2 separate regions of the Homo sapiens genome follow, and region 2 is linked to region 1. The links are chromatin contacts, found by Hi-C or POLR2A ChIA-PET in ENCODE. All regions are on one chromosome and are shown on one strand. Each heading gives the region's core, a stretch centred on a gene start or an enhancer-like site at or near the end of the contact. The rest is flanking DNA. Distances are from core to core; before and after follow the strand shown.

Region 1 (3,551 bases), core at 751-3,250:
ATTAAGCCCAGCATGCATTAGCTGTTTTTCCTAATGCTCTATCCCCACCCACCCCACCTGCCGACAGGCGCCAGTGTGTGTTGTTCCCCTCCCTGTGTCCAAGTGTTCTCATTGGTCAGCTCCCACTTATTAGGCCAGAACTCTTTGGACCAAACAAATCTGCAGCTTCCCCTACAAGGGCCTTTCCTGCAGTTTGTTCCGGAATGCCAATCCCTAACTCTCCAAAGAGTCCTATCTCCGCACTCACGGCCCCTCCCGTGTTAAGTACACATGCAAAACCAAGGTTTAGTGAATATGTTTCCTAAGATATAGGACATAAGTAAAAAGAAGTCTTTGCCTTTAGAAAGCCTCAAGCACTTCTGGGCTTGGCAATGTCTGTGGCGGTTTGGCTGAGGTTCTTAAAGAGGTGGCCCAGAATTTTCCATGCTCTACTTTTCAAGAGCTTCTACCAGCAGCTGTCAAAGATGAATGCCATTAGGCACCCCACTCTCTCACCCTAAGATCCATTTTATTTAGGCTTTTATCTCCTAAGCCACTCAGCTAATGGGATGTTTTTCTTACAGCTAAGTTCAGCAAACAGTTTCTAGTTTCCACTGTGAAAATACAGAGGCCACAAGTTTTAGGACTGTTTGGCTTGTAGGGGAGGCAGCCTCCCTTTCTGCCTCTCCTTCATAAACTGCCACGTAAATAGCCACATTTTGGCAAACGTTGCCATCTCCCTCAACATTCGGGGCTCTGTGCCTTCTTCAGGGAACTGGGAGTAAACCGCCAGGAGTGGAGAACTTGAACAACTGCTCAGGGATCGCAGGGTACCTGAAATAATTAGCAGCCGCCGCGTTTGTGCTGAGCGCTTTCCGTCAATCATCTCAACCACCCTGTGAAGTGAAGCCTATTGTTTTACCCATCAAGTGCTGTTAAATACTTCCAGAAATGACCAGTGAAGAGCCTGGGTATCACTAAACGGCCATAAAAGGCACACTGCTTAATGTTGGTTTTTTTTGTTTGTTCTTTGTGGGTTTTGTTCGTTTTTGAGGCGGAGTCTCGCTCTTATTGCCCAGGCAGTAGGGCAATGGCGCGATCTCGGCTCACCGCTACCTCAGCCTCCCGGGTTAATGTTGTTTTTTGAAAAGTCAGCAGTCAGACTCTAAGAAGGGTGCGGCCCGAGCCGACCCAAGAAAACAAAACATCACGTTGTACTTAAAACGTCCGTTTCGGCCGGGCGCGGTGGCTCACACCTGTAATCCCAACACTTTGGGAGGCGGAGGCGGGCGGATCACGAGGTCAGGAATTCAAGATCAGCCTGACCAACATGGGAAAACCCCGTTTCTACTAAAAATACAAAATTTAGCCAGGCATGGTGGCGCATGCCTGTAATCCCAGCTACTCAGGAGGCTGTGGCAGGAGAATCGCTTGAACCCGGTACACGGAGGTTGCGGTGAACCCAGATCGCGCCACTGCACTCCAGCCTGGGCAACAGCGAAACTCCATCTCAAAAAAAAAAAAAAGTCCGTTTCGCCCGACACCTGCTTTTCAAAATTACACATTTAGACCGCGAGGGGAGAGAGGAACTGCCGTGACCACGGAGGGCTGGCCTTTCCCCCGGCGCAGTTTCTCTGGACCGCTAGAGCTTCCCTTGAGACGAAAGCGATGGCAGGGGCCCGGGTGCGAGGCTGCCCCCGAGGGAATGGGGGGCGCGACGGGGGTAACGGGGCTGCTTCTGGGAGAGGGCGCGCTCCCCGTTTCTCCTTCCTCGTAGATAAAATGAAGCCAGCGTTCGGCTAGGACACCGGGCCGCGGTGACGGGTTGGAAGGGCCAGGCCTCGGGAGGCTCGCCCGGCAGGGGTCGAGTGGAAAGCGAGGACGGGGGTAGCCCCCACAGACCCTCCGCCCGGGCCCAGACTGCCGCCGCCACCTCGGCTCGGCTCACCCAAACCCCAGCAGGCCTTCGGGCCTTCTTACCTGGCGGCGCCCAAGATCCTCTTCCAGCCTCGAGCCGCTTCTGCGCTCAGCCCCCGCATTCTTTCGCTCCAGCCCGCAAGGCTCCGCCCCCCGGCCCCGCCCCTCAGGATGCCCTTGCCCTCCCAGGCTCCCGGCTCCCGCACCGCGCAGCCGCACCTCGGCAGGAACCTCCTCCTCTCCCTCCACCCCCGCGCGGAGCTCAGCCTCCTGGCCCAGGTTCTGAGAAGGCCGGGTGGCCAGGACCCAATGAGCACCTTCAAAACCCCAGGGAACTGAAAGTTTGGGGCGTCCTCCTCGGATTTGCTATGGGACATAAAAACAGTAGGAAACTTCCAAAGACTTCTGATTTTCCCTTTTACTTTTTTTTTAAGTATATTAAAATGTTTTTCAAAACGTTTCTGTGCGTCTTGCTGGTGCCCTGGGTGCCCCAGGGCCTGGCTATCGGGCTATGCGGCCCTGCTGCAGTCTGAAGCTGCTTCCTACTGCGAGGCTTGGGCAGCATCCAAATAGCCATCAGCCACAGCCGCATCCGTATCCGTGCCTTGTGACTTGTTTGAGACCCAAACAAAATGTTATGCGTTTAAAAGCTTACTGGGCTGCTCGGGGACCAGTGTTTTGAATGAACCTCTTCGAGTGTCTCTATCAACTTAGCTGGTAGCTACTGTTCCCCAGCAGCCACCAGAGGCAGGGACAGAAGAGCAAGACCAGGGGATCCGCCTGCATGAGTCTGTCCCTTCAGGGTGGCCTCGCCTCAGGGACTGGATTGTAGGCATGGTTTCAATAACACAGCGGTGTGAAAGTTTAAGAGTTTTTAGTACTTACGGACCCTGGGTGGTACACAGCTTGCCTAGAGGACACACACACACACACACACACACACACACACACACACACGGAGATCAGGGAGAACAGGGAGAGGGAAGGGAGGAACGGACCTTTGGGCCAGCAACTTTATCCAGTTAGGTTTCCTCTGGAGAGCTCTAACTGGTGGATTTAAAAGCAAGCAGGTGAAAAGGCAGAGGTGGGAGGAACTTGAACCAGAGTTTGAAGCTGCAGTAGTGCCCTGTTATCACATCACTGCATGTTTATCTCTGGCCACCAGCTAGAGCCATTTGCGTGGGGTATAGTACTGGAAACTGTCAATGGTGACTGAGACTTGCTTCTGTTATTAAAAGTTAAACATATTCAAAAATGGATGCTGAGGTAACAAAAAATTATAAGCACTCACCAGAACCGCAACCACCATTTGGAACATTAGTTTTATGTGCAGATGTAATTAGAAGTTTCCATTTGCTATTATATTTGGAAAGTGTCCCACTCACTGCAGAACTGACTGTAAGAACGCCATAGGAGGGAGGGTGGGGCTACAGGCCAAAAGTACAAGTCTTCCTCCAAGAGGATGGCCTCTGTTAGAAAGCATGAGACACACTTTGAGGGTCAGGGTGAGAAGATATTACATCTCAGGGCTGCTTGTGTTGAACTGGTCAGGGAAGAAGGCATGAGATAAAATTTAAGCAGGGGGAATCATAGATTACTGAATGTCTTGCAGGGAAAATCATATAGTAACTGTCTTGACGCTTCTACTGTTATTC
Region 2 (3,243 bases), core at 300-2,799, 190 kb after region 1:
TCTGCACATTCCACTTTCTTCTGCTCAAGGTGATTGAGCAAAGGAAAGAAAGAGCTTGGATCTCTGATGTCCCCAGAGTCAGGATGTTTACCCCTGGACCTCCTTTATGTGACAAAGCAATAGATCAATAGATGTCTCTCTTACTTAAGCCTCTGTTACCGGAATTTTCCTTGGTATGCAACTGAATCTACTTCTAATGGAATCTTTGCACATGTGCATGATTATTGTATGTAGCACTTCAAATTATTACCTTGTATTATAGATATTTATGTTCCTATCTCACCCGTCTTATTGATCTGTAAGTTCCTTGAGGACAGGGTATTTTTGTTTGTTTGTTTGTTTAATATTTTATCTTCTTATCCCACATAACACCTATCTAAGTTCCTGGCACAAAATATAGGTTTAAAAACATTTTTTTAAAAAAATGAATGAGCACATAAATGTGGGAATGTGTGACCTTGAGCAATTGATTTTACTTAGCCAAGACTCGGCATTCTTAATTTCAAAAGAAGGTACAAATTCCTACTACAGGTGCTTTTGAGAAAACTCAGTAACCTGTTATTGAAAGATCCATGAAAACTATACAAAATAAAGGTTTATCGTGAAGGAGGACAGGAGAGCCGAGTGATGAGAAGGTCTCGAGATTGGGAACACGCGGGTCTTCACAAGGGACAGCAGGAATGTCGTGGAGCTGGGGTAGAGTCATTGAGTGGAAGAGGAGCAGCATGAGGTTGGAGAGGGGTCTTGCAGGTGATGGTGAAGATTTTTCTTTTTGAAACAGGGTCTCACTCTATCACCCAGGCTGGAGTGCAGTGGTGTGATCTTGGCTCACTGCAGCCTCAACCTTCCAAGCTTAAGTGATCCTCCCACCTCAGCCTCCAGAGTAGCTGGGACTATAGGCACATACCAATATTCCCAGCTAATTTTTGTATTTCTTGTAGAGATGGGGTTTCACCATGTTGCCCAGGGTGGTCTTGAACTCCTGAGCTCAAGCAATCTGCCTGCCTCGGCCTCCCAAAGTGCTGGGATGACAGGCGTGAGCTACCGTGCTCAGCCTATGGTGAAGATTTCTAAATGTGATTTGTGTCTCAAAATGCATGGCCCTCACAATGTTATGAGAGGGTTACATGACAGTGCTTACCACAGTGCCTGCCATAAGATAAGCATTTAATACATGGTAATTGTCATTATTGTTGTTGTTTTTACTGACAGGGTGGTATAGTTGGAAGAGAATGGAACCAGAAGTCAGAAAAATAGGGTTCCACTCTTGGTGCTGGAAGTTTCCAATCTCACTAGCCAAGTGAAGATGTGGAAAACACAAGCCCAAGGAAGTGACTGCCAAACTTATGAAAGCCTCAGAACCGTTTGCTCAAATGGAATATTTCATGAGAAGTCAAACATGTCAAATGGATGCAAGTGGCGTGACTGTGGTAGGGGAGTGGGTGGGAGTCTTGAACACCATTGCTGCCGCTCAGCTGTCTCTTCCTTTCCACAGTGGCCCCTCAGGGGGCTTCTCAAGGCACTATTTAAAAACCGCTAGACATATGCTGAAGGCCATTAGTCATTAGGGAAATGCAAATCAAAACCACAATGATGCAGAGCACAGACGATTTTTAAGGCAGTGAAACTATTCTGTATGATACTACAATGATGGATACAAGTTATTGTATATTTGTCAAAACTCACAGAATATCCCACACCAAGACTGAACCTGAATGTAAACTATAGGCTTTGGTTGATTATGCTGTGTCAATGTAGGTTCATCAAGTGCAACAAATGTACCACTTTTGGTGCATATGTCAACAGTGGAGAGGTTGTGCATGTGTGGGGACGGGGTATTTGGGAACTCTCTGTACTTTCCACACAATTTTTATGTAAAACTAAAACTGCTCTAAAAAAATTAAGTTTACCAATTAAAAAAAGCACAATATGTTCTCTCACTCATAAGTGGGTGTTGAACAATGAGAACACATGGACACAGGGAGGGGAACATCACACACGGGGGCCTGGCGGGGCGTGGGGGGCAAGGGAAGGGAGAGCATTAGGAGAAATACCTAATGTAGATGATGGGTTGATGGGTGCAGCAAACCACCATGGCACGTGTATACCTATGTAACAAACCTGCACGTTCTGCAATGTATCCCAGAACTTAAAGTATAAAATAAAATAAAATAAAAAACTTAAAAAAGCATTAAAAAAACACACAATAAGATACCAATTCATACTCACTAGGGTAGCTATAATTAACACTTAAAAAAACAAAACAAGAAATAGAAACCAAAGAGTTAGCAAAGATGTGATGAAATTGGTTGAACCCCCCATGCATTGCTGGTGGAAATGTAAAATGGTTCAGTCACTCAGGAAAACAGATTGGCCTGGCCAGTCCTCAAACAGTTAAACATAGAATTAACATATGACCCACTCAGTCTACTAGCAGGTATATGCCCCAAAGAAGTTAAAACAGGTATTCAAACAAAACTTGTACACCAGTGTTCATAGCATCACTATTCACAATAGCCCAAAGGTAGAAACAATCTGAATGTCCATCCACAGATGAATAAACAAAATGTGGTATGTCCGTAAAATGAAATATTATTCCTCAATAAAAAGGAATAAAGTACTGATAGGTGCCACGGCATGGATGAACCTTGAAAACATTATGCTAAGTCTCACAAGCCAGAGACAAAATGTCACATACCGCATGATTCCATTTATATGAAATATCTAGAACAGGCAAATCCACAGAGACAGAAAGCAGATTAATGGTTAGCAAGAGCTAGAGGAATGAACAGACAAGGTGTAAATGTGGCATAAACAGGGGTGGGTACTGATGGTGCCATAATGGAAGGCCCTGGAAATTCACCAGACTCCATCACTGGGAGTAACGAAGACAATTATATCGCTGGAGGATTAAGTTGTGAGCTATTTCTAGTCAAATCCAAAGGGTTGGGCTCTTTGTTGCCAACAAAGGTTAAAACAAGACACCATCCAGGGATCCAAGGGATAGGGAAGGACCGGTTGAGAACTCTAGACCTGTGCTGTCTAATACGGTGGTCACTAGCCACATGTAGCCATGAAGCACTTAAGATGTGGCTAGTCTGAATTGAGATATGCTATAGTGTAAAATACACATCAGACTTTGGAGACCGAATATGAAAAAAAGAATGCAAAATAGCTCATTTACCATTTTATATTGATTGTGTACTGAAATAATATTTTAGATGTATCGAGTCAAATAAATAT

Evidence for each region. A loop is a pair of places that touch in the nucleus more often than their neighbours do. ChIA-PET counts read pairs that join two places held with the same protein, here RNA polymerase II (POLR2A). Pooled maps may share reads with other maps.
Region 2: a pooled map shows a loop between it and region 1 (3-fold over the local background). The contact joins the enhancer-like site here to the promoter of CD59 in region 1. A Hi-C loop is called at or near these places in 2 of 50 pooled maps. POLR2A ChIA-PET finds 5 or more read pairs at or near these places in 3 of 52 experiments (A673, AG04449 and activated CD4-positive, alpha-beta T cell).

What each region holds. Positions count from the first base shown.
Region 1 is chr11:33,734,423-33,737,973 of GRCh38, forward strand. It overlaps CD59 (CD59 molecule (CD59 blood group)), which reads right to left and starts at 2,001. Exons shown (of 4, transcript NM_000611.6): 1 at 1,960-2,001. RefSeq lists a silencer at 1,650-2,119.
Region 2 is chr11:33,919,907-33,923,149 of GRCh38, forward strand. No RefSeq gene overlaps it. Among named protein-coding and RNA genes, the nearest start is that of LMO2, 29 kb to the left of the region's middle. Within about 2 kb of position 1,550, at least 3 of the 41 ENCODE cell types and tissues checked have a DNase peak (open chromatin) inside an H3K27ac peak, as active enhancers do.